2 separate regions of the Mus musculus genome follow, and region 2 is linked to region 1. Evidence: chromatin loops called from intact Hi-C (ENCODE). Cell type or tissue: left cerebral cortex. All regions are shown on one strand. Links, peaks and the distances in the headings refer to the core of each region. The heading gives the core; the rest is flanking DNA. Region 1 holds the start of Mapk8 (mitogen-activated protein kinase 8). Region 2 overlaps Mapk8 (mitogen-activated protein kinase 8).

Region 1 (16,627 bases), core at 3,246-11,245:
AAGGACAATAATGAAGCAGAGACTGAAGGAAAGGCCAGCTAGAGACTGCCCCAACTTGGGATCCATCCCATGCATAGGCACCAAACCTCAACACTATTGCTGATGCCAAGTTGTGCTTAGAGACATAAGCCTGGCATGGCTGTCCTGAGAGGTTCTACCAGAACCCACCTGAGACAGATGCAGATACTTACAGTCAACCATTGGACTGAGCTTGGGGACTCCTATAGAAGAGTTAGGGAAAGGACAATAGGAGCTGAAGGGGATTGCAAACTCATAGGAAGAAGAACAATATCAATTAACTGGACCCCTCAGAGATTCCAGAAACTAAGCTATCAATCAATGAGCATACATGGGCTGGTCCATGGACCCTGCTATATATGTTACAGAGGACTGCCTTGTCTGGCCTCAGTGGAAGGAGCCAGAGAAGAGGGATGCTAGAGGGGTGAGGTAGGACTGCATGGATGGGTTGAGGAGGACCCTCTTAGAGGCGAAGGGGAGGATGTGAGGAGAAGAGGGATTCATGGAGGGGGGATGGGGAAGGGAGACAACATTTGAAACGTAAATAAATAAAATAACCAATTTAAAAAAAGTTGCGGGCCAGGCGTGGTGGCGCACGCCTTTAATCCCAGCACTCGGGAGGCAGAGGCAGACGAATTTCTGAGTTCGAGGCCAGCCTGTTCTACAGAGTGAGTTCCAGGACAGCCAGGGTTACAAAGAGAAACCCTGTCTCCAAAAAAAAAAAAAAAAAAAACAACAACAACAAAAAACAAACAAACAAAAAACCCCCCAAAAAACAAAAACAAACAAACAAACAAAAAAAGTTGCCTTGGTCATGGTCTCTTCATGGTAATGGAAACCCTAAGTAAGACACCGAGCTTGGGGTCTCAGGCAGAGACCACAAAGAGAGAGGAGGAAGAAGGAAAAGCCACCATGGGGTAGGCAGATCATGAGTGCATGGTCATTAGGGCCAGCCTGTTAAGAGTAGGAGTGCTTAGGTGGAACATGGCAAGTATTATCTTGAAGTTATTGACAGGAAATACATAAAATAGCATAGAGGGTCGATGATATCAGTCCAACTCTAAGCTTTAAGGCTTAGTATAAATATAAAATTTTGTGTCTTTTATTTGTGAACTAATGATCTAAGGTTGGGTAGAAACCTCCAAATAATATTTACACCAACAATAGTATACATCTTTATTCCCATCATGGCTTGCTGACTGCACATATCCAGGCTAACCCTTCTACATATACACACACATATCACAATTCAGGGCTTTGTACTTGCTAGGTAAGCTTCTAGCACTGAGTTATACTCCAAGGCCCACTCTCTTTAATTTAGTATCTTCCTGATTCCACAAATTTATATCTCTTTCCCATCTCAGTACCCAACATCTAGGATCATCCTGGGCATTATTAATACCAGTAACTGGTATCCTAGTGCAATGACTCTCAACCTTCCTAATGCTGTTCTTTAATTAAGCCCTTTAACACAGTTTTTCATTTTGTGGTGACCCCCAACCATAAAATTATTTCACTGCTACTTCATAACTATAATTTTGCTACAGTTAGGAGTCGTAAGTAAATATTTGATATGCAACCCCCAAAGGGGTGGAGACCCACATGTTGAGAACCACTGCACTAGTGAAATCACCCCCATCCCAAGTACTAACTGACAATTTCAGCATCTCTACACTATGACTTCTGCTATGCACATGTTGACTTAACCTCCTCATCCATGTCAGAGTCCATGATTTTCTGTTACTACTCTCAGCACATCTTTTTAAAAAAGCCTATTTCCTTGTTTCTTCTCTTGTACTAAGCTGGTATGATAATCAATTTGGGGTTATCCTTGCTATGTTGTTATACCAAGATATTCAACTGAACACAAATCTAGGAGCTATTAAGGAAATACTTTATAAATGTTAATATCTATTGTCAGAAGAGTTTAAGCACAAGAAATTATTCCTGATAATGTGGGCAGGCTTCCAACTGTTTGAAAATGAAATTCTGCCTCAAGAGTACACAAAACAGAGATTCTCAACCTGTGGGTTATGACCCCTTTAGAGGATTAAACTACTCTTCCACAGGGGTCACCCAAGACCATCTGAAAACACAGATATTTACTTTACAATTAACAACAGTAGCAAAATTTGTTATAAAGTAACAATGAAAATAATGTTATGATTTGAGGTCACCACAACATGAGGAATTGTATTAAAGGGTCACAGCATTAGGAAGGTTGAAAAACACTGGTTTTTCTTCTCCTACCTACTTATGACAAAGACTGCAAACCTGCCAGCCCTTACACTATGAAATTCTTGGAAGTCTTATGTATCTACCCATCTGTCTGCACTTCCTACTGTTTTATTTAAAAGATTTATTTAGCTGAGTGTGGTGGTGCTAGCCTTTAAACATAGTGCCCAGGAAGGAGGCACAAGCAAGAGGATGGTTCCAGGCCAGCCGGAGTCATATAGTACAAATCCAGTCACAAAATATTAATTAATAAATTAGTATTAATTAGATTTACTTATTATCTGTATCAATGTTTTGTCTACATGTAGGTGTACCATGCGCATACTTCAAGTCGGGTCTTCTAGAATTGAAGTTAAAGACATGTGTGAGCCACTTGTGAGTCCTGTTAATATAATCTGGGTCCTCTGCAAGAGCAGCAAGTGTTTTTAACCACTGAGCCATTTCTTCTACTGATTTTGATTCCCATAAGAACTGTGTTAAACATGGCAAAAGCCTGACCCTGAATAAATCTTAATGCCTTACTTGTATTTCTTTATAATCAGTTAAATAATGTGATATTGGGGGTTAGAGGAGGTCACAAACCAGACTGATAGATTTAAATTCAAAATTTCAAACTTTATAGATTTAAATTCAAAATTTCAAACTTTAAATGAACCAGTGCTTCAAACTCCCTACACTTCCATTCTCTTCTGCTTGCCTGAATGCCCTACTTCTCTGAAAAAAATAAATGCCACAGAGATCAGAGTCAGAAATATTCACCTTCCAAACACCAAGATTCCTTGGAAAAGCACAAACTGATTTGCCTATCCTATGGAAAGCACCAATCCTATGACAATCAAATATGTTCTTCCATAAACATTGCCATTTTCACTTACATTTTGGACTCCACATTTTCATTTTTTTAAAGGTTGTCTACACCCACACACCAAAAAGCAAAACAGCAACAAAACTCCACCATTTAATCAACTTGAATTTAGCTTCTTGTTTAAATAAACTGTTCATCAGCATCACCAACAACTTCCCAGTAATCTATAAATGTTTCCTCATCTGCAAAATCAGTTAGCATGCCTGAGGTCATCATGGGATGCTTAAGCAATGTAAAAACACTAGAATAGTACTTGGAAACATGGTAAGCCTGCGTCAGTATTAACTATTTACATCATCAGAATACTCTAGAATCCCATTTTCCTTGAGTTCTCATTTTTTTCTAGCTTACTCAACATCAGTAGTAAATTACTTCAGGGTCTTTGGGGTGGTGAGTGGGTGTCAAGATGTAGTTTCTCTATGTAACAAGCCCAGGCTGTATTGGCTGTCCTGACTTTGTAGACCAGGTTGGCCTTCAACTCACAGAGACATGTCTGCCTCTGCTTCCCAAATGCTGAAATTCAAAGTGTTTGCTACCATGCCCAGCAACTCTAAGGGCCAGGAACTGGTGGGATGGTCAACAAACAAAGAAATGCAGTCAGGTAAGATGAGCCCCCTAGGTCATGAGAGAGGGAGAGCCTGGGCAAAGCAGGGAAGCTAGCCATAGTGACTCAGAGGAGTGCTGGAGGGCTGACCAATTCAGTTTCCATGTAGGCCCAGATCCAGGGCTCTGAGTTGACCCATTCTAATATCTACCCCATCTCTGAACTGCTGAAGTGAGTAAGGGGTCAGTCCTGCAGATCCAAAGCTGCAGGATCTCCATGACCCAGGACAACAACAGGATATCTGAGAGGAGTCCCAGCAAGGATCCAGTATTAATAGAGTACTAGAAGACAGGGGCCTCAAACCAGACCAAAGACTCACTGCAATGGACATATGCAAATGAAGATGTGTGGACAGAAGGGGCACACTGTGTGACACACAGTGTTATATGGCAGCTTCCACAGCAAAAAGGTTTTGTTTTGTTTTTTTGCTGTTTTATTTTTATTTTTTGTTTTCTTTTGGGGGGAGGTTGCAGGGTAGATATGAAGGGACAGGATGAGTGGGACTGTGAAATTCACAAAGAATTAATAAAACATTAAAAAAAGTTTAAAAAGAAAGAAAAAGGAAAACAGCAGAAATTTTTAAACAAAAAATAGAAAAAAACTAGAGCTGGAGATAGCTTAGCAGTTAACTAAGAGCACTTACTGCTCTCCAAGAGGCCCTTCTGGTTCCCAGCACTCACATGGGCATTCTTGCTCACAACTGATGTCTCTACAGCTCTTTCCATATGGAAATAAATAAATAAATTTTACAAATCTAAGAAAATGAACACCAAATCAAGGATAAAGTCAGTTCCTAAGAAAGAAAATACAAATAGCCCTTCCATGACTCTTAATCTAACTCCTAAGGGCAATGAAGAAAAAAAAGTAGTTAATTCTTACCCAATGCAGGACCAATGGAAATTGGATTTTAGTTACAAGTATCAAAACTACATGTGCATAAACACTCTGAGCCATTAGTTTTACCTCTACAAGTTTATCCTATAAGATACCCTCCTTTTGCATAATATCAAGTGGTGTGTGCACAAGATAATCTACTTGGTCAGAAGTAACCTAACTATATATCAAAAAGAGCAAGTACCTTTAAAAGCTCTCCTTCCTTTTTTAAAGACAGGGTCTCAAGATGTAGCCCTAGAATTCACTGTGTAGACTAGGCTGACTTCAAACTCAGAGCATTGGAATTAAAGCATGTGCCAACACACCTGGGCAAATGGCACACCACCATGATGAAATTAAGCACTTGATGTTTGTGCCTGCCCCCAAATGCAAAGTCATAACCTCCACAATGACAGTGTTCGGAGATGCAACCATTGGGAAGTACTAATGTTAGATGAGCTCATAGGGTGAAATAATGTCCCTAGAAAAGGAAAAGACTGAAGCACTCTCTGTTCATGTGAGAATATAGGGAGAAAAAAAGAGGGCCCTAACCTAGGAAACCAACCGGTCATTGTGAGAAACGTACTTCTGTTGTTTAATCTACCCTATGTAAGGCATTTTATTATAGGAGGCCAAAGAGAGAACAGTGGAATATCACAAAGCTACCTAAAATGTTACTTACACAGTGATATGAAATGAAGCTCTATTAGGGGAAAAAATCTGCAAAGAACAGCAATTCTACAACACTTAGGTACAAAGGGAAGAGGGACAGTGGGTATTCAGTATGGTCCCCTTTGGGAAAGACCAAAATCCATGAAAATAAAGGTGAAATGTTTCTTAAAATAAGTGTGCCCTCTATGGTAGCAAAATCTGACAAGAACTGGCAAGAGAATGTATCTTTACTCGTGCCAATTATCGTAGTACCTATGCTTATTAATGTTTGATTACATGCAGGTATGTTCAACCTGTGGCCGGTGAGCTTACATTTAGCTGAGGTCAGTAATGTGGCTTAACACCAAACAGTAAGCCTTCTTAAAACTCTGAGGAGGTGGTGGAGGTGCTGCAGCTGAAGGTGTTGTTTTTTTGAGGAACTATCCAGTTCTCAAATGTGAGCCCTTACACTTAACAAGGTCTTGTCACTGTCAAAAGGTTAGATATACCTCCTATCAGGATTTGCACAAAATGGTAGATGCATTTATCATCGTTCTGAAATTGATCTTACAGAAGAAGCCCCAATTCTGAAATATAGCCAGACCAAAGTTTCGAATAAGAGAGATCTACATTCACTTGTACTTGAATCAACTATCTTTGGAAGGATCCACAGGAACAGTTTCCTAGTGGGTAGCTGGCACAGTGAGAAGGTCAACTGTGTCACTTTTTAAGTCTTTGAAATGCTGAAGTTGGTGTACTTCTCTGTCAGAATTAAATGAAATGTAAATAAATTCTCAGTATAACAAAGCCTTACTGCTTTGAGTTTTGTTTTGACTGCAAAGTGGTCCTTTCTCTAGTCTTTGTAGCAATAGCTTCTTCCCTATCTCTATAGCCTTCAGTTGACTCAAACAACTTCTGAGCCAGAGACCCATCCTCTCATGAGTTCAGGAAGAGGGAGTTCCTGCCTCACTAACAGCCTTCAGGAAATGTGAAGTCTTCACTGCTTTAAAGCTCCCTCCCAAGCAAGGCAGATGTATGGAGCTGTCCTTAGCAACCTAATGGCTGGCAGGCTGGGTCCTCCGCACATCAGAAAGCTACTCGGTACTGGAGAAATACTTATTTCTTAAAAGTGCTCTGAGCACAGATCAAGCTTTACCTCATAGCCTCAATACAAGTTGGAGGACTGTAGTATATGCAATGTCTTCTCTATCATCTGCTATTCATACTTTCCATAAACTTATTTCAATACTCTGTTGAAACAACTTCAGTGAGGTTTGTGTTTTGTGATTTTGATTCTTCTGTACACTTTCAACTATAACCAAATTTAGGAAAGATACTTTGCTTTCTGCTCTTTACAAAGCAAGCAATATTTTTTAAAGGTAGGCTAAGCCATGTTAAGATTGGAACATTTCCAAATATCTCATAGGCAAAAGAAATTTCCTAATGAAATGGCCAACATATTTGCTTCTGCTTGCTTGCATGCTTGTCCTTATTCTCTGTGAAGTTAGACTGAGACTATAGAATAGAGATTTGACTTTACTTCAGTACCTGTCAGGCTTCCAAACCACCTACTACCTAAAGTGGCATAGAATGGGTTCTCAGGGAATCTGTCTTATATAACATCAGTGTCTTCATTATTGCTATCCCCAAGAAGGAACAAGAAATGCCATATACCATTTATTATATCCCCAGAAACTGCAAAGAACACTAATAACTCCAAAGAACTACTGTAGTTAGCAGATCTCTGATAAATTTGCATTCTTCACGTCGAAGGCCTCAATAAGATTAAACATAAAAGATAAGGCAGTGTCCCATTTTCTTTGATTGTGTAACATGATTAGAATTATTCTCAGCTCCTACATTCCTACTTTGCAGATATTTGCCAAAACAAACCTAAGAAAGCATAGGGAATACTACTGTGTTGTGAGAAATGGCTTGGGGGGGGGTAGGTTGTGGGGTGGAGTGGTGGCATTAGACCAGACATAATTATTTGTTTTTGGATTGATTCCAAATTTTAAATCAGAGAGGATTACCAGTCCAAATGTTAACACAAATAATCCCAGGCAATTCAGATTAGTTGAGATTTTCATACTTTAACAAATCCACCAGAGATGCAGACAGAAACAACTGGCATATCCTGAAGAATCTGAATATGTACTGTGCATCAAAATGATTAAAAATTCACTTGACATTTTTAAGTCATTTAAAACAGAAAAAAAAAAATGTTTTTTCCTGAAAACTCTAAAGCTTCCTGAAGGTTTATCTACCACCAAGAACCACAGCAGTCTCATGCACTGCCTAAGTAAACTGCGGGACACTATAGGAGTATGGTATTGTCTTCTCGTTTAAAGGCTAGTAAGGCTGGCTTAGACATGCTGCATAACCTGAACTAGCTATGTCACAAAATTAGTTACATGTGGAATATGGAGTGGGACTCAGAGATGATCCTAAAGACATGCTAGCCACCTCCTATGTTTTGGTTCCTAAACTTTTTTAAAAACTTGGCAAATTTTAACCAAATCTGATATTGCTGAAGATGTAACAGGAGATGTAGGCTATTTGTTCTATTTGTGATATAACTTACATCATACAGAAAATGGCAAAAAATTTCTCAAAGGCCCCCCACCCCCAACACACACACACCCCGAAAGTGTTCAGAGATCTGCAGCAGGCTTTGGTAGGGTGAGGCTTTTCCTGTCCTTTAAAGGAACATAATTCACTATGTAACCATGCCTTAAACCCATAAGCTTCTTGGAATAATGAATTTCCCATTTTCCCATCTTCCATAGTCTTGGAAGAGTATGTCATCAGAAGGCATGGTGCTCTGAAGCAAATAGAATTTGCCACTCCAAGAAAAAAAAATCTAGCTTTTATCAAAAACCGTTGCATAAGTCTGATAAGAAACAAATTAATAATTTTCTCTGATTCTTACTTCTCTTGCCTGAAGTTTTCCAGTCACTCAACAACTCCAACGAAGAACTTGCAGAGCAGATGCCACACTTCTAAAGACAAACTACAAGGAAGCAGAGGTTCCTGGACTATCTTAGGCACACCTACTGCTCTGAATGGCAGGATGACTCATGTCAGTACTCCTGTCACCTGTTAGTGAACTCTGAATCCTGAACCAGAGCTGCATTAGGGTAGGAATGCATAGCTCCTGAATGGTTAGGCCGTGATCAGGACTGAGACAACAAGCATCACAATTCAAAGAGCAAGTGATTCATGTGTAAAGCTCCAGGTTGTGACTTCCTTGTCCTACATCAGTCAGAAATCCATACCACTGACTTGACCAGTCATCTAGAGAACTGACTCCTAAGTCAGACATACTTCTACACCTGAGGTAAAGTATCTCAAGTATGGAGATGACTCAAATTTGTCAAGTGACAGGCAAAGCAAAGCAACAAGAAGCTGGCTCCTATTCAGCAACCCCTCGATACCACTAGGATGGTTTACAGCTAGTTATTAACAACAAATTACTCTTTCACTGCCATCTAGCATCTTCTCCAGCCTATTTCCATAATACTGGTCATGGATTATGATCCTAACTGTATTCATTTTGGTACAATTTATTCTTTAGCTTGGGACCCAGAACAGTCTCAAACTCATCTTGCCTTGGACTCCCAAATCCTGGGATTACAGCATGCGCCACCATTTGTGCCTCAGTTTACTCTTACACTAATCCCTTTCCAGCTAACTTCTCTCAGGATTACAAGGAGCAGGAAGCATATAGTTTCCTAGTCTGTCATGCTGATAAAACTCACTAAGGTAACATATTCTGTTCCTTTCAAACACCAGACAGATTATTTTTAAAAGGGGTGGGGGTTCTTTGTGCAAAATGATGACCCAGAATAGTATAGTAGTGATGAATGCATAATTAACAAATAAACCACTAAAAAGTATACTCTATAAGGGTAACTCTTTTATGTGAATTAAGTATCAAAAAAAAAAAAGCTGTTTAAACAACAGAATTTAGAAAACAACCTAACTGAACCTTTGTAGAGTCTGAATCACTCAAATAATTTCTTAATTCTGGAGTCCCTTCCAGAACCCAATATATTTAACAAGATAAAGCAATAAAAGTTTGCTGTCTCAAGATCTATATCTTATAGTAACAAAGTCATGTTCTTATTTTTTTTCATTCCTATCTTACCAGTAAATAAGTTCATCTGAACTACTTTCATACTGAAAAGATACTTTTCAAATAGTGGAAATGCACCAAAACTTGGATTTTTAAACCCATATGCTTTGTGAGTTGGTTAAATACAAGTTAAGATTTAACCTTTCTAGTAAGCACCTCTAAAGAAATTAAGCAGCGCTGAACTACTAGAAATATTTGTAAGATACATTTACATGTTGATTTTCAAACTTAAATCATCGAAACCCTTGTGAAATAATAGTCACAAAAAGATAAATATGGCTCACTGGGTAAAGGTTCCTGGAAGCAGGGGAACCCAGTTCCATGTCCAGACCCCACAGAAAGGTGGAAGAAGAGAATGAAGCCCACACAGTTGCTCTTAGGCTTTCACATGCACACAGTGGCATGTGTGACCCCACCCCACAAAAACATCATGCAGGCACACCCACCGTCATAAGTTTTTTTAAGGGAGATAAATGCAATCATGCTAGATTCTTAATGAAACATCACTGTTGTGTCTGGGTGTATTCATACATGACTAGAGAAAGCTCTTACCTAAAATACTAGAAGTGGACAAAGTTCTCAACTTTGATGACAGAGTACCAAGTAAATCCCCTTTATCTACAAGACACTGTAAGTGTTTCATTTGGAGAGTTTGGAGCATCTCTGACTTTTAAGTATGGCTACTCAACTTTTTATGACTATACACACAAGCCATAATCCTCTATTTTATTAACTATATAGAAAAAAATCAGGAATAGTTAACCTAGAAGTGAAAAAGTGATTCCAAACCCTTTGGTGGTCTTTAACAGGTAACATCCTCTATTAATTTATGATCTAGCCAACTGAGAGTGGTATGTGACACATCTGAAACTTCGTGGAGAATTTAAGGCTTTATTTTAAATTTTTGTCTATAAAAGTCTTTCAATCAACCCAATGAGTATGACTTCCATGCTTGGTGATGGGGAAATGATGCAAAATAGGCCTCTAAGTACCATTTTGATTACTTCGTCAGACACAGAAGTAAACCTTCCAAGTTTAACAGCCTCAATAAGAGAACTGAAGTAACCATTACCAATGATACGAAAATTGACAAGGGGGGGGTGGGATTTAAGAATAAAGGTAGTATATTTAAGCCAAACCTGGATATTCTTCCTAACACTATCCTTGGAAGTTCCAGTCAAATGAGCCAAATACCTTACTTAACATACATCCCTTACATAATCGTCTCATTTAAAGGCACATCTATTCTGTTCCATACTACCCTAATTTTTAAGGGTCTTTCTCTTGGCCTTCACATCTTCTCCACCTGGATACAGCACTAACTGTTGCCAAATGAATGAATGAAATAAACATGTTCTAACTGACCAGGTACTTGGTGGAAGCTGATCTCAAAACACAATAGACCGGCAGACCAGAATTCTACTGAAAAGATCACTTAATTTCAGAAGTAAAAATAGAAACTACCGGACACTGTGCAGTCAACATGATATTAAATTCCCGGTGGGATGGGAAACTTTCGGGAATAACAATGTAATGCGTTCCTTACGGTACTTTACAATGGACTTGGTTCTACCTTGTCTGGACTAGGAACCCAAGCGCAAGACAAAGGGACAGCGGCGGGGGAAAGTCAAAAGGTCAGCGGCAGGCGCCCCTCTCAAGGCGCGGCCCGCAGGCCGGCGCGCTCGCGGCCACCCGGCTCTTCTCGGCGTCGCGGCACTCACGTCCGCACAAAGAAACCGCCCACAGTCAAAACACGCTCCCCGTGGGTGCGGGAGACGTATGCACGGTCGCGTCGGCCCGACCTCCGCGGGAGCACCTCCGAACTTGCCGCCCACCCGCTCCATTTCCCCCCGCGCGACGTGGAAGCCGGCCGGAGCGGTGAAGCCAGGTCGCGCGGAGTGGACCACGCCCCCCGCTGCCCCCGCCGCCCGCGCTATTGTTCCCGCGCCGCCCCCGCCCCGCGCGCGTTCCCGGGAGGGGGTCACGGCCGGGGAAAAGCGGCGGCCGCCCGAGCCGCGGCGCCCGCGCACTCACCCGGCAGTGCAGCCAACGGCGACCTGGAAGCCCGTAGCGGAGAACGGCGCCGTCCTGCGGTGGCCGCGGCCGCTACTCAATCCTGTTCGCGGCTCCGCGTTTCGGCCGCAACGTCCGGCCTCGGCCGCTCCGCTGACTAACAGAGACGCGGGCCGTCAACGCGCACGCCCGCCCACGTCATCGCGCAGGGCCCCGCCTCCGCGCCGGCGAGCGGCCTAGGGGCGGGCCAGCCCCGGGGGCCCGGATTACGAGGGCGTGGCCCCGCGACTTGGGCGTGGCTACACTGGGGGGCGGGCTGCAGTAGCGGAGGTTTTCCCCTGAGGGCGGGGCCGCGAGCAGCGTCTGGGCGGCCGCGTGTGAGGGGCGGGGCCGGGAGCAGCAGGGGGCGGGTCTGCGATGGCACGTGGCGGCGCGTGGCGGCGAAACACCAGTCATAGCTTAAGCCTGCATGGTTGCTAGCCTCGCGGGGAGGAGGGGTTAGTGTTTGAAGGTCAGGCACGCGTGCCAGGGCACACACCTGAACCACGGAGAGTCCTGGTTTGACAGATACTCTTCAAGGGCCTACCACCCACCAAGGAGTAGATGTTCTCTAGCTCCCTGGAAGAAGTTACCTCCTTTTACCCCCCAAACCCTCCTGCTCCAGATTTTTTGCCTTACCTGATTTACCTGCAAGTCCTTGCGGCTCTCGCAAATATTAACTATTCACGGATAAACTGACGAGCCTCGACAATGGATGGAAAGGTATTTAAATCACTATCATTCATGAGGCAAAATATATTTAGCACTTTAAAGAGTTCAAAGGCATTCTCGCCAACAACGGAGAATATCACTAAGAGAAAGAAGCAACACATACATATAGAATGATTCTACGTTTATATAAAATATATTACATGCACAGTATATTAAACTTGGAAAAAAAGTATGACAATTGCTTTGACAGTAGGAAATAAAGGGCAGTCTCTCTTACACCTGTGTAGTATACTGTGATTTCCAAAATATACAAATATGTATTGAGTAAATTCAGGTAGACTGTTCCCATTACATGTTAAAATGGTCTTTCTCCAGGGATGCTATCATGAAGCAAATGTGAGCACTCATTCATTTATTCTCCCCCCATTTTATCTCTCAGCAATTTTTTAATTTTAATTTCTTATTTCTCCAGTAAATATTTTATTGCTTGCCTATTCTCTTAAAGGCAGTGTACTAGCACTAGCAATAAGTAGAACTTATAGAGAATTCTTGTGGTATCAAGATAATAAACTATACACCAAATCAAATCGACACTAAAATGCAAATTAAGGACACATCCAACTATGAAAGGAACCAATGTATTAATAAGGCCAGGAAAGCCTTCTCTAAGGAGCTGCCTCCTAATTTGAGAACAGGTTTGACCAGGGATTATGTCCGAGTTAACTTGATGTGCGAACAAGGAGTTCCAGAACGGGGTAGACTGGGAAAACTGAAGACAGGCCAGCTCTATTGGGACACCAAAGAAGACATTGCAAAATGAGAAGACTGATAAAAACAAAATCCTGTGTTGGAGGTGTTTTTATTACAGGTGTAATGGGAAGGCCCTGGTATGTCTTCAGCAGTGGAGAGCATGATTGTACTGACATCTTGACAAAAAACAAACAAACAAACCTCTTATCACAGAATGCTTTTCTTGATCTCTCAAGGTGGGCCTCTTCTCCCTCTACAATTCTTACTAAAAACTTTCTTCTCTTCCAGAGTATGTTTCTACTTATAGTTCATAGGTCAAAGGTACTGCAGGACATGTATAGATCCCCTGTGGTGGCAAAGACAGCACCCTTTTGTTGGGGTTGGTCTTGTGCACTGTGTATTCAGATGCTGAGTTCTGCACCCCAAGATCAGGCTGCAGTCTGAAAGTGGGCATTGTGCTGTCAAGAATGCTCCCCAGTAATCTCTGATTGGTGAATAAAAGGCTAGAGCTTGTGTCTGGGCAGGGGACAGAGGAAGGCAGGACTTCAGAGAGAGTGAGTGGATCTCAAGTAGAGACCAAGAGGAGGACAGAGGAGAGGGAAGAAGGAGGTCGCCATGAGTCAGGATGGACCATGAGCACATGGCCAAGAGAAGCTGAGGACAGACATGGAGCAGAACCAGACTCAGATGGCAGGTGACAGGGCATTTACCTTATTATTAATATCCTAACGGTGGGGGTTGGAAAAGCTCAGAACCTGTCCTGCACAGTGCCAGCAGTTTGTTAATAAAGTCTGATGTTTCTGTGTTGCTTACTCAGGAGCTATATGGGATAGAGTGGGGCAGAACACTCTCCCCCCTCCCCCATAAAATTACCACTCTACCCTCTTCCTGGCCTTTTCCTTCGGATGACTTTAGGGAAGACCCACTGTTATGGCTTCCCCTGTCTGTTCCATTGGCAAATCTCTCCTTATCCTTGAGATGCCAAACTGCAATTCCTACCAGATGGGCAAGCATGCATTCTATCAATAACCCTTGGCAGAAGGATGCCTATGAATTTCTAGCTTTTGCCAAAAGTACCTCAATTAGAGGTTGGTTTTGAAACTGTTCTTTATGGTGCCAGTAAGTGACAGGAGCTTCTAACACCCAGTTAAAGAACCCTTGTCTGTGGGAGGCAGGATTTTGAGGCCCTCAGCAAGCAGGTATGATACATGTGCCTACTGTCTCATTGCCAGGGCCCTGTAATAGAACAGGATTTGCCTCACCTCCCCAACTCAGAGATGATCCCGGAGGCCCTCTGATGCTAATGAAAAGACACAGAGCCTTCAGGAGAGCAGAGGTGAGAAGACAAATTGTTCTCTAATACAGTAGGATAACCAAGATGAATGATACTCAGTTATGTATTTCTCTTTTTTTGTTTTTGTTTTTTTTTTTTGGTTGTTTTGTTTTGTTTTGTTTTGTTTTTTTACGAGACAGGGTTTCTCTGTGTAGGCCTGGCTGTCCTGGAACTCACTCTGTAGACCAGGCTGGCCTCAAACTCAGAAATCCACCTGCCTCTGCCTCCCAAGTGCTGGGATTAAAGGCGTGTGCCACCATCGCCTGGCTTTCTTTGTCTTTCTTACTAAAAAGCATACAGAATTTATTCTAGGAAAAAGGTTGACATCACTGGCCAGCCTTCCCTGCTCCATAGCTTGTATGTCTGAGAAGTGGTTAGAAGAGATTAAGGTTTAAGGATATGGGAAAAGGCAAAAAGAAGAGTTATGAGCCTTTCAAGTGCGACTCTCTTTAATAAGTGACAGCTACACTGGAGCAGGTGAGTGTTCCATACAGAACCCAAGGCATTCTACACTGCAGTGGATACTTAAAAGACAGACGGTCCATGATGATGGATAGGGAGAGGACAGTTTCTGGTGATGCTGTAACATCCTGGCAGGAACAGAGATAATCCAAAAAGAAACCCTGTGTTCCTCCCTGTGGCAATCAGACTATTGAGACAGTTAGTCCCCAGGACTGGAATGTCCCCAAGAATCACATGCTGGGAAAGGAATAGACTGAAGGCTGGTGCTAGTCAGAGGAGAAACTTGTCCCCCAGGGAAGATTTCACACAGTTCTGAGTACATGTCAGGCCATTTTTACAAGGAAGATTGGAGCCAGACAAGGATGGGTGATGGGACAAGTGATGAGCAGGACCAGACCTTGATTGGCCAACACTGCTTAGTTACATTTACCTCTTGCTTTCTATTTCAACCTAAACCTCATGCCAGTGGGAAGGGGCTCACTGAACCTTTGTTCCTCTTCCCAATGTGGCCATATTGAATAAATCTCCCATTTCTGCTTTGCACAATTGCTTGTCTGTTTAATTAGTGTATTGGGCATGAGCTGCTAAGCTTAGCTTGTCTGGGCTTGTTAGGACCCAGGCTCAGATACTAACTGCCCTGATAACTTTTTTTCCTTTTTTTTGAGTGTGTAGCTCACTCATAACAAATTGACCCTGCATGGGTTCATGGAGGCTCTGAGATCATGTCATTCCAGGGACTTTTCTTCATCCTGTTCTAGTCATCATCTCTACCTTTTCACCTCTATTCTGGGAAGCATAGAGTCTATGTCTAGACTGTGCTTTGGACTCCTGAGAAAGTCTGATTCTTGTAAGTCTCTCCCCTACTGGTACAACTCAGGCTTTGCCTTCCTTTTCTGTTTGGGGTCCCGAGGACTAGCTTTGCTTAAGCTGTGTCAGTTCTGTTGAGCCACCTGGCCTCTTGTGCAGTTTACGTGACAGGCTGTCAATTTGGAAGCTCCTTTGGGCAGAGTTTTAGTATTTGGGAGTTGCGATGGTTAATCCTGAATGTCAAGTAGATGGGATTTAGAATCACCAGGGAAACAAATCTCTGAGTAAATCTGAAAGGGATGGCTTACATTAGGTTAACTGAATTGGACAGGCCTTCCCTAAATACAGGTGGTATCATTCCATGGGCTGTGGTCCCAGACTGAGTAAAAAGGAGGAAGCAAACTGAGCTCAAGCATCCATTGCGTTCTGCCCCGACTGTGAGATGTGATGGGACCTCCTCCTACTGCTGCTGGGCCCTTCCCTGCCAGGATGGGCTGTAGCCTCTGGAACTAGGAACCAAACTAAGCCTCCCCATCACTGGGTGGTCTTTGCCAGGCATTATAGTCAATAAGACAAGCAAAGATACAAGGATTTATTGTATGACAGAGACGGCTAAAATAGTCTTCAGGGTTTTGAGCCATCGGGGTATACTGTTGAACCATTGAGATGAGGTTGTCTAGGAGGTTTCTACAGTGATTTGTGTAGCCATGGAAACCACTAAGTCTGTCTATCTTGGTACCCACCAGGGAGAATTCTAGGTGAGTAGACTTTTGTAAATGTATGGTTTCTTTAAAGATTTGTTTCTTATTTTTTTAATTATGCCTGTGCATGTGTCTATGTGTGGATGAGTGTATCTGAATGGAGGTGCTCTCAAGAGCCTGAAGCATCAGATTATCCTGGGGCTAGAGTCGTAGACAATTATGAACAGCCACACACGAGTGTTGGAAACCATGCTCACCAAGTTATCCCTCAAACCCCAGAAACTTCTGATTTCTAAAACAGCATGTGGCAAAGTTTGATCTGTTTCTGGAGTTTCTAAAAATAAGTGAGTTTCAAATTTGTGGCCACTTTATTCTTTAATTTTTTAAAAACTTATTATATGTTTAGATTGCTATTCTTGGCACTTATAACTTGAAGGACTTGTATGTTTTACACAAATGTGAGCAC
Region 2 (16,627 bases), core at 3,633-11,632, 54 kb before region 1:
GTGCCTGGGCATTATAGACATCATTTCAGAAATAATGAGACCTTGATGACATTTTACTTAGGAAAATTCAGTTACAGAGAAAGGATTCTGCAGATATAAAATGTAAACAGTTAACACACACTTGTCAGGAGCAGCACCATTCTTACACTACTCAACGTCCATACTGGAAATCAGATATAAAAAACCAAAGACTCAGATGAAAGAACCACCACTATGCCTGCTCTGCTCACTGTGAAGAAACAGTCCTTAGAAAATGACATCCTACATATGGCTGTGTGCTACTATTTTCAGATGAACGGCATATTGCTCATTTAAATGTCACCTACACAAGTTTAAGTAGGCTTTGGAACCTCCTGACAGCTAGTAGAAACAGGATAATGCTACAGGTAGAATCAAATGGCCAGAAACACCACAAACTGGTGCTCAACAGACTGACCCGCTAAGGAACAGGAACTGGGAAAGGCCAGAGGCCAGAAGCTGTCCAACAGGGAAAGTCCAGGCTCGTGGCCAATGCCAGGACCTACAGCCTGAGGAGATTAACTCAGTGTCTACAGAAGCAGGCTCGTAGCCAGGACAGGGGAAGCATCTGTTGATCTCCACGGAAATGTAGATTCATGAAGTGTCCTCTTAACTTTGTGTGATCAAAAGCTTTAAGCATGCCACAGATGATCAGAATATACCACATTCCTTAGTTTAAGTTTTTCTTGGGTTGGTGTAGGAGATTCAAAATGGAGAAGGATGTGCCCAGCATCTTTAAAGACATGCTCTGAGTTATTCTGCCATTAGATAAGGTGTTTGCTAAAATTTAGGTAAGGTTGCCTACCAATTGTTTTAACTAAGTTGGGATTGGCAAGTAGCAAATATTGGAGGTTTCTTGATGCGTTCATCATTTACAGTAGTTATTCCTGAATATAACTGGCTACAGGTTATTTTCCCTTATTCCTCTGGGGTTATTTCATTGATAAGCACATAACCCTGAAGGATAGCATCATGAACAAACATCTGAAATAAATTCTAATAAAAAACTTATAAACATCTTAAATAATTCATGATATATGCAAGTCACCACATAATAGTTGCTTTGATAAACAAAAATTTTACAAATTCAGTAAAAAAATCAGCAGCATAAGATAAAGCAAATATGCAAAATTTAAACCATGATAAAATAATTAGGTTTACATTATACAGTTAATTACAGCAAAAATACAATACAGTTTTGTTGCTGTTTAAAAACACAACTTAAGTTTTAAATTACAACACTTGAAATTAAAAAAAATAAACTACTTTACTACAAAATGAATTCTACATTTTCTGAAAAATCACTCAAAAATATGACCACTGAATTGTTTTTAAAGCAGTTCTATCAATGACTAACCAATTCCCCATCCCTCCCACCCACCCAAGGCCCAAGTAGTCATCTACAGCAGCCCAGAGGTCCAGCTGATGCTTCTAGACTGCTGTCTGTATCCGAGGCCAAAGTCGGATCTGTGGACATTGAAGACATGTCATTGACAGACGGCGAAGACGATGGATGCTGAGAGCCATTGATCATTGCTGCACCTGTGCTATGAGAAACAAAACAGCAAACCAGTTGCAGAGAGAGTTGCAGACCGGGCTGCCTGGCCTGTGCTACCTACCTTCAGGGTCTATAGACTTCTCCTGGGCTTACGGGTTGCTGAATCGTATTGAACCCAGCACTAATGTTCTCTTATGCACACAAACTACGAAGGGAGAATTGTGAAAATGTCTAGAAACCTATACTTGTTTTCCTTTCCATAATGCATTTTTAGTTTAAGACAAGAAGTTAAAATCCAAGTAACATGGAGAATGGCCCTACAGCAAGATCCATAAATGGGCCTCAGGGTGTGTTCCAAAAGAGTTGAGAGTACATACAAAACTGCTTACACTTCATTTTGTTGGAGAGAAGATCTCTAAGATCCAAGTAACTAAAAACAGCCTGAGAACTAAAATAGTATAGAAAATTACTTTTGATAGTCTCACAAAAACCACAGTGTTCAAGTGATACTCCTGGGTCCATCTTACAAAGTAGAAGCCAACACAAAAGAACAGCATCTTAAAAAAAAAAAAAAAAAAAAAAAGCCGGGCAGTGGTGGCACACACCTTTAGTCCCAGCACTTGGGAGGCAGAGGCAGGTGGAGTTCGAGGTCAGCCTGGTCTACAAAGTGAGTTCCAAGACAGCCAGGGCTACACAGAGAAACCCTGTTTCGAAAAACCAAAAAAAAAAAGACCAGCATCTGATCAGGAGGGACCTGAACCAAGTGGCCAGTCTACAAGAGAGTGTGTCACTTACCAGGTAACCAAAACAGCCTAGTAGGTAAACTCAGGCATACTTTGACCCAGGTAAATACCAGGCAAAAACAAATACAAACTTACTAAACAGAGAGAAAATGCTTTTCTCTGTGAAAAAGCAGTATCGAACAAGCATTTCATGCATTTAAAAAATGAAAAAGCTCAAAAACCAGGAAAACCTATGGAGAGACAGAAATCCTTTTAAGGGGGAAGCCTCATTCAGAGGGAAGAACATGTTAAAGCATCTCAACAAGATGGAGCAACTTTCAAGCCATAAGCTCACTAAATAGAAGTACAAGAACTTAAGTTCTCAAAAATACATATACAGAACAAAAACAGTGTGTAGTGCTCAGGGCCCCAAGATGCTAAAGCCGAGCAGGCAGGACTCTGCTGACGCACTTGTCCCCCTTCTGTACAGTGATGAGCAGAACACTGAGAGACAAGAGGTCCTCAGAAGCTTGTATTCAAGTGTGACTAACGTACTAAAAAGAACGTCAGAACGTGATGGCACACATAGCAAATTTAGCAAATTTTGTGGTGAAGTTTTTATCTATTCCAACTGAAGACTTTTCAAAGCAAAGAATAAGGAACTCTAAGGGATTTTTTCTTATTTAAAGACATGGCTGTGGTGTCAATGAAAACTGGCTTTAAATCAGCAAATGCATCAAGACAATAGTGTGTCATGGCTTTCAAATTTAACTACCAAACTGAGTGAGCATGGGAAGAACTGCAGATTCCAGGCCTCTGAAGATTATAACACAAGATGCAAGGCACAATCACAACCAGGTTTATATTGTAACCAACCTAAAGGAGACGGCTGCCCTCTTATGACTCCATTCTTAGTTCGTTCCTCCAAATCCATTACCTCCTTGTATATCAGTTCTGAAAAAGAAGAGGAAAAGTGACTCTCAGGCATGAGTCCTTAAGTCAAAGCTTCTATCTGTTAGGTGCATCAAGCTGGGTTCTTGCAATGATAGCAATGGCAGAGGATCTGAGTGTCAGCTTCAGACTCATAGGTGTTAGCAATTAATTCACTGATCTTCGACCACAGATAGATGTTGATAGAAAGCTAAGCTCTCTGCTCTAATTGTCCCAGCTGGTTAAAGGGCAGCTGTTGTCAGAAACCAGCCCCTGCCTTGAGTGTATCAGCCACACAGCACTCTGCCTTACAGACCCTTGTCTAATTCTGTCAAAGTGAGACCTGAGGTCAATACCTTCCTTCTACTTCCTGGGTTCTGTCCTAATGCAACAAGGCTGTAATTAGAAAGATTTATAACCAAAGCAGCATTTACAATTAGAATGGGACAGAAGGGTATTTTTACTGAAGGAAAAGAAGCAGCAGCTTCAGATCCTTCCAAGTAGCCTACAGCAGGTGTCAGCATCAACACCCCTTCCTAGGACTCATGGATCCCAGCAGACCATTGCACGACAGATTTGCCTGCGGAAAGACACAATGCTCTTGCTTGTGATTCTGACTTGTTTGGTATCATTATCTATCACTTTTGAGTCATATACTCTTTGAAAAATTACATAAAAGTAATTCTGTGAAAAAATATAAAGAACTTCTCAAACATCTGTGTAATTCCTGAAGTTCAAGGTATTTCTGTTTTGTTTTGTTTATATAGTATCCTTTGCTGGAGACCAGGCATGGATGGCACATACCTGTAATCCTAGTACTTGGGAGACTGAGGCAGGAAGATCACAAGTTTGATGCTAGTCTGGGATACACACATACTTCTATTTCAATATTCTTACAACTTTAAAAGCATTATCAAAAAGCTGAATACTAAGAACCAACCAACTACCTAACCAATAGATAGAAAATTTATTTTTCATCCGAACAGGAAATTATCAAAAAAATACAAATGGATAATAAATGTATGAAAAAAAATATCAACATTCCACATGTCATCAGGGACACACAAAAATAGTACCAAGATTCTATCCAACATCAATGGAAATGGCTACCATCTATCAAGAAAGCCAAAAGTAACAAACGCTGGTAAAGATGTGGGGGGAAAAAAAAGGAAGCTTCATACATATTAGAGTAAAAATGTAAATTATAATAGTCACTATAGAAATTACTGGTTCCTCAAAAAAACCCAAAAAGCAGAATTCCATTAAAGGCACCTAAGGCAGGCAATAGCAGAGCTATCTGCACACCCATTTCTATTGTGGTACTATCCACAGCAGTAAATACACTATTAGTGTAGATGGCCATCAACAAAAAAAAAAAGCACGGAGAAAATGTGGTAAGGTTGGGTACGGTGGCAGTCTTTAATCTCAGCACTCTAGAGGCACGCAGTGCTGGGGAAGTTTGGCATTAGTCTGCACTACATAGGGAGTTCCAGGCCAGCCAGGCAGACCTAGCTTTTTTGAGATCCTGTCTCTAACAACAACAACAACAACAACAACAACAACAACAACAAGTGGTTTATGTGTATGCAAATTAGTTTTAGCCAGCTATAAAGTAGAATGAAATTATGTCATTTGCCAGAAAAATGGATAGAACTAGAGATTATCAAGTTAAATAAAATAATTTTGACTCAGAAAGATAAATATTGCATGTTTTCTTTCCAATGTGGAACCTGGGTTTGACAATATAAATATACATGACACAAATACATACAAGGGCTGGTTAGGAGGTGAAAAGGGACCAGAGAGAAAATAAGGGAGGCCATGAGAGAGTAACAGGAGGTTGGCACGAACAATGTAGAGGTTATGTCCATATCTGAAGATGTTATAGTGAAACCTGTTACACTGTACACTGAAATAATAAAAAGCATATTTATGTATGACCATATTAATAAAATAGAAAAAAACTAGATCTGATGTTCAAAGATGATAAATTAAGCCACTCTACTGGTTAGAGTGGCTGTGGATCAATACTCTTGTATCATGCTGACAGAAGCAGAAACTACAATTTCTTTAATAAAAAATCAGGAAGTAACTAAAATTTAAAATTTGGTCCAGCATATAAGCTTTTTGGACTACTGTCTCAATTCTATGAAGTACGTGCACATAAACACATGGCCACAGTAACAGACTGTGTGAAGGTCCACCTTCAGTGCTTCTCACAAGGGAGCTGGATATGGACTGGGACACAAGCTTCCCTATAGCTCACCACCTGCCAGCTATTAAAGTGTGACGTTAGACCCAATAGGGTCTGTCATCTTCAAGATATATGGATACATCAACAAACAGGTGTGTACAGTACACTGAGAATACAAGCACCAGTCATCTTGTAGATGGGACACCCCAAACATGGCTGCTGGAACAAGGAAGAAAACACTAATGTGACTATAACTGAGGTACAAATTTTCAAAATTAAGGAAGGAAACTGACTTTCTACTTTTGTAAGACAAATAAACAAAACCTTACTACTAAACATAAGTTATGAAAACAGAAAGCAACACTAATTTCTGTAACATGAAGAAGTCACTATGGAAAGCCAGAGGCTCCCTCAGTGTCTGAGACTCCGGTGAGTGTTACCTTTCCACTCCTCTATTGTGTGCTCCCTCTCATCTAACTGCTTGTCCGGGATCTTTGGTGGTGGCTGAAAGACACAAGTCAGAACAACTGTTATAGTTTACTGGATGTATATATACAATTAATTATTTGAAATATCAGCTAGACATACAACTTGCAAAAAATGAATCATGAGACAAAGGTCAATCAGTTATCATTAACTTTAACTTTCTGGAGAGTAGTTCTGTAAGATTCCTTTCTAAGTAATAAGCTGTTTGTCTTTTTTCTTTTATCTCAAATTTTAAAATTGTCACATTCTACCTATATTTCAGAAATCTGTTCTGCTTTAAATACAAAACATTGTTTCTATCTAAGGATGCACCCACAGGCATCCTAGGCTCCTCTAATCAACTGTGAGTTCAACAGAGTGAGAAACAGTGGAGGTTCCTGGACGATGATGAGGGCTTGGACAGATGCTCATTAACCTAAAGTTTTCTTTAGGAAAACCTCGGCAAACACCAACACCGGTGATCTGTGCTGATTTTTACTTAAAATGACAAGTTCTCTCTGAAAGTATTTCAGTCCCAGCTCTAAGGTTGGAGTATGCTCTTCAAACATTGAGAAAGTAACTTACGGCTTCTGCTTCTGAAGGATCATACCAGACGTTGATGTATGGGTGCTGGAGAGCTTCATCTACGGAGATCCTTTTGGATGCATCTATTACTAGCATTTTGGATAACAAATCTCTTGCCTGACTGGCTGCAAAAATAATGATATTAATATACACCAGTTCATGAGATTATTCAACCATGCACATTAGGATTCTGAGATTACATTTATTTTAGAAAATTCATCTTTGCCAAGCATGTGGTGGTACATATGCTTGTAATTGCTAAGCGGAGGATGCGGAGACAAGAGGATAACAATTTCCAGATGAACTTGGTTTATATAAATTGAACCAAACCAAACTAAACCAAGACAAAACAAATCCTATGCTTTTAAAAAGATGCTTTTGTTATTTATTTTTATGAGTACTAAAAAAGATTTATTACAGGTTTTGTTTGTTTCATCTTTTGAGATAGGGTTTTCTCTGTGTAGCCTTGGCTATCCTGGACCTTGCTTTGTAACTATGCTAGCCTTGAGCTGTTCTCTGCCTCCCAAATGCTGAAATTAAAGGTGCTTACCATCACTTGATTTATTGCATTTTCCAGTTATGTGTATATGTGTGTACAGAGGGAAGGGGCAGGTGTATGTGTGCACATGAGTGCAGGTGCCCAGGGAGGCCAGAGAGGGCACTGGACACTCTGGAGCTGGATTTGGGAGTGGTTGTGAGCTGCCTCACATGGAGGGTAGGAATTGAACTTAGGTCCTCCACAAGAGCAGCAAATAATCTCTCTAGCCCCTGTTTTTTTGTTTTTCTTTTGTTTTGTGTTTTAAAGACCAGGTCATGCTATGTACCCTGGGCTAGCCTGGAACTTACTAGGTAGCTCAAGATTATCTCAAACTCCTAACAATCTATCAGACACAGCTTTCCAAGTGCTAGGATTACATTGGGAACCACCACACCTAAAGAATAATTTTTCTATAAAACCAGGGCACATACATGATTTATAAAATACATTTTTTTTTTCTTTTTTAAAGTAGGGTCGAGGCTGGGGAGCTGGCTCAGTGGTTAAGAGCACTCACTGACTGCTCTTCCCAAGGTCCTGAGTTCAAATCCCAGCAACCACATGGTGGCTCACAATCACCCGTAATGAGATCTGACGCCCTCTTCTGGTGTGTCTGAAGACAGCAACAGTGTTCTTATGTATAATAATAAACAAATCTTGGTCTGGAGAGATGGCTCAGTGGTTAAGAGTACTGACTGATATTCCAGAGGTCCTGAGTTCAATTCCCAGCATCCACATGGTGGCTCACAACCATCTGTAATGGGATCTGAGGGACAGTGTATCACATATATAAAATAAATAAAAAACAAACAAACAAACAAATCTTAAAAAAATAAAAAATAAAGTAGGGCCTTCATTATGTAGCCCTGGTTGGCCCTGAACTCAGAAATCTTCCTGACCCTGCTCCCCAAGTATGAAGACTAAAGGCAAGTGTCACCATATCCAGCTAAAATGCAAAAATCAGAGACAAAAGAACAAAACCTTTACATGTTCTACTAGTAGACATAATTTTGAGTTAGACCCTTTAAGAATATGACTAAACTCTTCCTATACATGTATATCCAAAAGAGATGCATACAATTATACAACTTACCTTTAAGTTTGTTATGCTCTGAGTCAGCTGGGAAAAGCACATCGGGGAACAGTTTCTCAAAGCTATATCCAGCGTATTTAGGCCTGTTTTCAACATAAGTCCTTACTGTTGGTTGTAGTTTCTTCATGAATTCAGGACAAGGTGTTCCGAGCTGTTCAATAACTTTATTCCACTGATCAATATCTATTATCAAGTAGCTAAGAAAAATACTCCATGTATCAAATATTCAACACTTTAATCATATATACATCACTAAATATAAGAAAATGGAAAAATTTTAAATCCTGAAGAAAGTAGCCATTATATATTTTGTACCTCAAAGCCACCTTACAAAAAGCAATGATTATAAGTGGATAAAAATGATCAATAAATAAGCTTTGTTAATCTTATTTATTGTGTGTGCAGGTATATATAAACACTAATTTTACCATAAAATGGAGGCATAAAAAAACAAATTGAAAATAAAAATTGTAACTAAAAATTATCATTACTATACATAAAAATCAAAATGCAAACTGCATAAAATCTTAATATTTAAAAATTTAACTTTCTCCCAGCTCTTAAAAAATGTAAATGTATTTCCTAGAGAGTAAGAAATATTTCTAGTTTGGTCTGCTTTTTTCAGGTCTTTACACTAACAGAAAACACCCAGTTGTGACAAAAATGATAACTTTAATAATAGTAGCATTTTCTTTTGCCATTCTTGGGTATGCCTATGTTAATAACGTTTGTAAAGCTCTGAAATAAATGAACATGATACCAGTATCTCAGTATGCTGTAGACTGGGGTTTTCGGGTCTTTATACGCCAAGCCTCTGAAGAATAACTATTGTCCCACACACGTTCTTATTGTTACATGGTAAATATTCTCATTCCACCTAAAACAATTCTGTGTCACTCACTGATCAACACATCACTGTTAACATAAATACTAAAAACTGATGGAACTAAAAGCATGAATCCAACCTAATTACCAACACAGGAAAACTTGCTGACATTCTCAGCATGCTATGTTAATGTAATGAGACAACAAGACATAGCACACAGAACAATAACAGAAAGACATGGGGGAACCAAACCAAAAAACAAACAAACAAACATAAAAACAAACAGTAGCAACAGATAATTCCAAAATTCATGCTACCTTCACAATAGTTAAAGACTTACTCAAGTGTTAGAAACTTTAGTGAAAGCCGTAACTTTTTATGTTAATTAACTCTAAGCAAGCAAGGACCTATGAATTAACCACACTTGAGACCTTTTCAAAATTAACATATAAATCAATAAACGAGGAGAAGAAAGTCAGGTAAGAGGTGGTACTCTGGAAAAGTAATTTAACAATACTTTGTATCAGGAAGAGACAAAATACATTCTACTTGACCAGGCTGACACAGTACCATTTTGACCTTTAGAAACTACATTTTAGGCCAAAGATAAGGATACGATCTGTACCTGGGAACAAAACACCACCTTTGATCATTTCTCCCATGATGCACCCAACTGACCAAATGTCAACTGAAAACAAAATGCAATGACATTAACATAAAGATTTTGGTTAAAATAAAAAGAAAAATATATAAACACTAAAAAGACACACACCATATACACTTAAAATTATAAAAAGCAATATAAAATAAAAATGAATGACGGTGAATGTGCTGACGACCAGCAGAGACTGTATGTCCTGCTGCCAAATGCAGCCTACTAACACTTAAGCTTCTTAGCTCAACCAGTTTTTGAACTATAACAGTCACAAACTTTACATCTATTTTAAAACCTGTACTGTACAAATGTAGCATGTATTTCTTTTCATGAGCAAACAGAAGGAAGTTCATCACCTAGCTAATTAATCTGCTGCAGCAGCACAAGGATACAGTCCCTTCCTGGAAAGAGGATTTTGTGGCAAACCATTTCTCCCATAATGCACCCCACAGACCATAAGTCCACTATATGTTTGCAGCACAAAAGAAGAAAAAGCAAAGCAAAAGATTGTTAAAATCAAAGAAGCGTAATATGACTGCATCATCTAAAAAATTGCAGAACATCACAAAAAGAAAAAGGTGGTTTTAATTTCAAATAATGGCATAATTTAAAACACAAAATACTTTTCAAAAAGCTTTGATTCACAAAAGAAAATATGAAGTATGGCATTTTAATTACATGTCTAATTTTAAAGTGAGAGCTATGCACAGATACTGCATAAATTTAAAAAACATACATTCTATAACTGAGATTTTGCATGTAATATATGAAGTAGAACCAAACAAAATTTAAAAATAAGATTTAAAATGTATATAAGGCCATAAAATTATAAAATTAAGATGTACTATTTTGAGGTTTAACTGTGCATTTTACTCTCTCTTTAAGTTAAATTAACAAGCATGAGCAGAAATAATTTAGCATATTAAAAACAGAAAGATATCTGCATTTTAATAAAATAGTAACCTAATGTTTTTTTCAGAAAATTATCACCTGGGTTTCCCAGGCTTATTTAACTGAAAAGGCTTTGTTTATTCTGAACTAAAAGTAACGTATTCTCTTGGCAACACCACTTTACATTTATATCCACCTCGACCCATGTCTACAAATGGACAGAAAAAGAACAGCATTATCTACCAAGAAACCTTGATAAACAAGTGTTTTTCATTATCTCTTTTTTACTTTTTTTTTTTTTTTTAAACTTTGGGTTTAAAAGTTAGTTTCGGTGGAATACAATATCAAAGTGTCAAAGAGCCTACAGATCTGTGATCTACAGTCTCTTGGCAGACCTCCATATTATAAAACCTGCTATAAGGGGTCTAATTTGCTATCAGGCCGTTTAAAATAGATTAATTACCCCCCAAATTTCCCAAACTGTCCTGAAATACTCTGCAATAAAACCAAACAGGAAAACTCTCTTTCTACCCCCCTCCCCTGTGTGTGTGTGTCTGAGAGGAAGATATGTATATGCCACCTCCTGCTGGCTAATAGTTATGAGTGAGGAAACACGAGATTTGACTTGGTTCCTGGGGAAACAGGCAGGAAAAGCAATGAGAGATCTAAGTGACTCTCATCTAAGAGAGGACAGACAACATGTCAATTTTTATGACAGCTTCTCTAATGTCAAGATCATATTTATAGAACTTAACATGTGGTGCAATTTCTGTGATAATCAAAAGTTTCACAGCAAAAGCAATAGCAATCTGCCTATCAATTCTCAAAACAAAACTTTTAAACCTTATGTTGAGACTTAGAAACAGAAAAGCATGTTTAGTTTAAAAACCGATAGTTGATATGTAAAGTATTTGTTTTAAATTAGCTCAAAAAAGGTAAGGAAATTAAGCAATCTCCCCAATTTCACTGGTATCATATACATGTGCTTAAGTATGTATATATGTATGTTCAAGATTGACTTAATAGTTTCCTGATTTAAAGTGAACCACTGTTCCAATTTCCATCCTAGAAACACGCCACACTTAAAAAGTTATGGTTTGATTCAACCTATCCACAGATAATACTATATGCAATCTCTTTATGACGGGGCACAGGCTTTAATCAAACACGAGTGCTTCCATACGAGGCTGAGTTACCCACTAACTTTCCAGAATTGGAAAATGTAGCTCTCAGAGTTTATAGTGAGTGCTACTATTTTTTGCTTGTTTGTTTGTTTTATATTATTCTGTTTTGTTTTCTGAGACAGGGTTTCTCTGTGTAACAGTCCTGGCTGTCCTAGAACCTGCTTTGTAGACCACAGAAATCATATGCCTCTGCCTCCAGAGTGCTGGGACTAAAAGTGTGTGCCACCACACCCGGCTTGTGAGCGCTACTGTTAACACTGACTAAAGGTGCTGGAGATGAGAGCAAATAAGACTAATATATACTAGAATTATTACTAAGATTAAATCATTGAGAAATATATATTTATGTTTAAATTACAGACAAGCAGAGGGCATAAATCCTAGTTTTAGAACTCTTCATCTAGGTATTCCCATTTGAGATAAGATTCTCATGCTTTCCCAAACATTCACGGCAAAACGTTCAAATCCTGGATAGACATTTGAAGTAGTAATGAATACTTAAATGCATGCATTTCAATTACAGTATTTAAAAACTGATTGATAAACAAAACCAGAAGACTATTTCAAAGCGAAAGTGTATGCTGACCGTTCTCCTTGTAGCCCATGCCGAGAATGACCTCTGGTGCTCTGTAGTAGCGAGTCACCACATAAGGCGTCATCATAAAACTCGTTCCTGCAGTCCTCGCCAGTCCAAAATCAAGAATCTTCAAAGTGCAGTCTGATTTGACTACTATATTACTAGGCTTTAAGTCCTTGAAGAAATAAACATTAAAATGATTGCTAAGACAGACACACAGATTTGTTTTGCTCAACTGAGTTACATAGTCTGCAGGACCACTGCAGAGGTTCCTTACCATAGGCAAACCCACCAAGTCAGATTTAAGATCATTTCATTTGCATAAACAAAGCCAGTACATTATTAATGCTTATTTACTTAAAAACAAAAATGTATTAAAATTTTATTTTCTATTTTGTTTTACTTCTTTTATTTATCTCTATGAAGATGAGGAGAGCCTGGTCGAGGACAAAGCAGAAAGGCTGGAAGTTCAATACACACAGTGTATGTTTAGTTCTTTGTTAAGTTGACACAAGCTAGAGTCATGTAAGAAGAGGAAACAACAGCTGAGAAACTTCCTCTACCAGAATGGCCTGTAGACAACTCTGTGGGTTGTTTTCTTAACTAATAATTGATGTGGGATGATCTAACCCATAGATGGTGCCATTCCTGGGTAGGTGGTCCTGGCTGTCTAAGAAAACAGGCCAAGATAACCCAGGAACAAGCCAGTAAACAGCACTCCTCCATGGCATCGGCTTCAAGTTCTAATCCAGGTTCTAGCCTGACTTTCCTCAGAGATGAACTGTTACATGAAACTGTAAGATGAAATAAGCCCTTTCTTCCTGAGGTTGTTTTTGGTCAGTTTTTTTGCCACAGCAATCAAAAATGATGACACACAGCAAGACCCCATCTCAAAATACCAATCAAAAACAAAAAAGTGCTATTATGGTAAGAATCATAAATTAGCATGTACATTCATTTACATACTAAATTAATAGCACTAAAAAATCTCATTTTAGGACTGGAGAGGTGGCTCAGTGGTTAAGAGCAAGCAGACTGCTCTTCCACAGGTCCTGAGTTCAGTTCCCAGCAACCACATGGTTGCTCATAACCATCTGTAATGGGATCAGATGCCCTCTTTTAGTGTGTCTGAGGACAGCTACAGTGTACTCACTAACATTAAAAAATAAAAAAACTCATTCTAAAGTCACAATAAACTTTAAAACGCTCTAAATCCACCATGGAGCATTCTGATAATATTTACACAATCCTGACACGATCCAGGTATATGTTACTTGAACAATGATAGCCATACATGTTCACTTTTGTGGGGAGGAAAGTTTGGAATCAGTCTCAATACACTAGATACTCAGTTCTAAAGAACCAAAAAGTGATTATCAGTCTGCCCATTCCTGACTTCCCACATATATCACAAACATTTGCTTATAAACTTCCGTTCACATGTAACAGACACTAGTCCATAAAATTACTTTCTTCTGATAGTAATACTGTCTTTGTGAAAAACTGCTGCCTGGCTCGAGGTAGAAGAAAATGTGTGCAATACCTATTAAAACGAAGACAGTGGCATAAATACCCAGGCCTTCACATTCATCATGCTCTTGCCTTTTAGCTTTGATGAACACTCATATCCACAGCACAAACTCTCTCACATGTACAGATGACTAGCAGATTAACAGCAAAAGCTAAGGCCCTTAACACAAAGATCCCTTTTTAAATATCTACATGCAAGAATGCTTATGTGCTGTTTCTAACTTACTCTGACAAGGTAACATGGATAGGCTTAGAAAACAGACACTAACCGGTAGTCCTAAGAATACCCAAGATATAAGATACAATTTGCGAAACACATGAAACTCAAGAAGAACGAAGACCAAAGTGTGGACACTTTGCCTCTTCTTAGAATTGGGAACAAAACATCCATGGAAGGAGTTACAGAGACAAAGTTTGGAGCTGAGACGAAAGGATGGGCCATCTAGAGACTGCCATATCTGGGGATCCATCCCATAATCAGCTTCCAAACGCTGACACCATTGCATACACTAGCAAGATTTTGCTGTAAGGACCCAGATATAGCTGTCTCTTGTGAGACTATGCCGGGGCCTAGCAAACACAGAAGTGGATTCTCACAGTCAGCTATTGGATGGATCACAGGGCCCCTAATGGAGGAGCTAGAGAAAGTATCCAAGGAGCTAAAGGGATCTGCAACCCTATAGGTGGAACAACAATATGAACTAACTAGTACCCCTCGGAGCTCGTGTCTCTAGCTGCATATGTATCAGAAGATGGCCTGGTCAGCCATCGGTGGAAAGAGAGGCCCATTGGTCATGCAAACTTTATCTGCCTCAGTACAGGGGAACGCCAGGGCCAAGAAGTGGGAGTGGGTGGGTAGGGGAGTGTGTGTGTGGGAGGGTATGGGGGACTTTTGGGATAGCACTGGAAATGTAAATGAAGAAAATACCTAATTAAAAAAAATATATAAAGAAAACAGACACTAAGGCCTTTTGAAATTAAGCATACTAAGACTACACGTTATTCCCACAGAAGATAAAAATGTTATCATTTCTATTCTGCAAATAGAATGTTGGTAATATAAAACAAAGGAATACCCATGCTGAAGAATAACCACTATAAACTCAGTAGTCCTCCCAGGATTGTTGCTACAGCTGGAGATTACTGCCTCTTTATACTAGGTGGTCTAGTCTAGAAAAAAACTCAAAATACTTTTTGTTCTGAAATGATTAGGGGCAAATACATTTCTAGTTTAAAAGAAACTGTGTATGGAAATAAACTGCCAAGAGTATTTGTCTCTATGAATATTAACTAAAGTTCATTTTTTTCTGTATCAATGTTTATCTTTCTACATATGTCATAACTACTTATAGGAAGAGTGACTTGGAGTTTACTTGGAGTTGAGCAGATAGAGTAGAAATAACTCAACATTCTAACCCACCCTCTCCTTCCCCCCATTGTCCAAGCCTCTCTCTCTAGTCAGGCAAGATAGCAAAAGTAGACCTAGTAGGTAGAGTGGGAACAGAGTGGAGAAGGGCCAGAACATGACCTCCTGCAGATCTTCCCTTGCTTTGGTGATTAGTAACATTGTAGATAGTGGGCATCTCTATAAATCCAAATGTCTACCCCTACCATGATGTGCCTACATACAGAATGTGAAAAATAAACCTTAGTCATATTTGGCTACTGAGAGTTTGATATCTGCTTTTGCAGTGGTGGCGCATACTTTTGATCCCAGTATTTGAGAGGCAGTGGATCTCTGAGTTTAAGCCAGCCTGGTCTACAGAGTTCCTGTACTGTCAGAGATACACGGAGAAACCCTGCTTTGAAAACCAAAAAACAAAATAAGAGTTTGATATTTTTTATTGTAGCTAAGCCTAGTGTTTTCTGGCTGAATCCCAAGACTTGGGAGTTACTATTATCCCTAATCTGAAATCTGAAAGGCCCAAATTTAAGTATTTTTGGTTTTTTAGTATAACTGTCAATACTCAAAAGGCTGTTATAACTACTTTGATATTTATGCTAAGGAAAACTTTAAGGTAGTCTCAAATCAGTCCAAGAATACAGGGGCCATCATGACAGTTCTTTGATTTGGATCCCCCCCAAATTTCTGATTTTCAGATTAGGGATGCTCACTATAAGTCTATGCAAATATCTAAAATCTAAAATATTTCACAGTTTGAAATACTCTGGCCCCAAGCATTTCAGATCAGACAACCTATGCAAGGACACAGGATCATGAGTTTGGTTATTTAACAGTATTGACAGCAGTATCAAAGTGGAAAGTGATCCAAATTATGCAGAGGTAAACTATTTTATGTCATCTGCACAGGACTTCAACTGATTGCTTTTGCAAAGGAAGTTTAATGCAAACTTAACCATAGTCATTTTTACCCCATGTTATCTACAGTTGATATTATGATAGAAGGGCAGTAGTTGTCAGTAGTTGTGTCAGAGGCCATGTCCACAAACAAAAAACATTCAGAATATGGACTTTACATAATTCCTTAACCCTTGCTCTATAAGAGGTCAGAAAGCAAAAAAGGCTGCTGGTGGCTACTGTCTGCATTAGAAGTAACTGGTTACTTTAAAACTAGAAATGAAAGTAACAGTGCCATCATTTTGGATAAGCAAAATGCTGCTAGACCCAGAAAAAGGCAACAGATGGTTTAGCTTAACATCCTTTTACATGCCTGTCCTTATGACCTGTTTCAGTTAATGGAACTCAAAATTACATGATGCTCACCAGATCTGAAAAATTCTGAACCTGCTCGAGGTAGCATAGTTTCTATTCTTCTACTTCATAGCATGGGAAAAGGATGTCCCTGGAAGTAACACTGAACCTGACCTGAGGTCTGTAGTAATGCTGCATGGGCCAACACTGTAGACCCTGAGTACACACTGTGCTTTTGTAAGCCATGAATAGCTTGTTAGAAATCATGGAC

Evidence for each region. A loop is a pair of places that touch in the nucleus more often than their neighbours do. Peaks named below come from ENCODE experiments on the same cell type or tissue, not always from the same donor. Only the 100,000 strongest peaks of a DNase experiment are listed, where the experiment ranks them.
Region 2: it touches region 1 in a loop (2.1-fold over the local background); 2 of 42 quality-filtered maps call a loop at or near these places.

The regions. Positions count from the first base shown.
Region 1 is chr14:33,435,597-33,452,223 of GRCm38, forward strand. Mapk8 (mitogen-activated protein kinase 8) reads right to left here and starts at 11,562. Exons shown (of 12, transcript NM_001310454.1): 1 at 11,419-11,562. In left cerebral cortex, for the core only: no CTCF peak of the experiment used is centred there; DNase peaks (open chromatin) are centred at 6,823 and 11,154; H3K4me3 peaks cover 1,165 bases; H3K27ac peaks cover 725 bases.
Region 2 is chr14:33,380,760-33,397,386 of GRCm38, forward strand. Mapk8 (mitogen-activated protein kinase 8) reads right to left here. Exons shown (of 12, transcript NM_001310454.1): 6 at 12,183-12,348; 7 at 9,914-9,985; 8 at 8,041-8,223; 9 at 6,413-6,537; 10 at 5,803-5,866; 11 at 3,115-3,192; 12 at 1-1,560. The coding sequence ends at 1,415. Among named protein-coding and RNA genes, the nearest start is that of Mapk8, 58 kb to the right of the region's middle. In left cerebral cortex, for the core only: no CTCF peak of the experiment used is centred there; no DNase peak of the experiment used is centred there.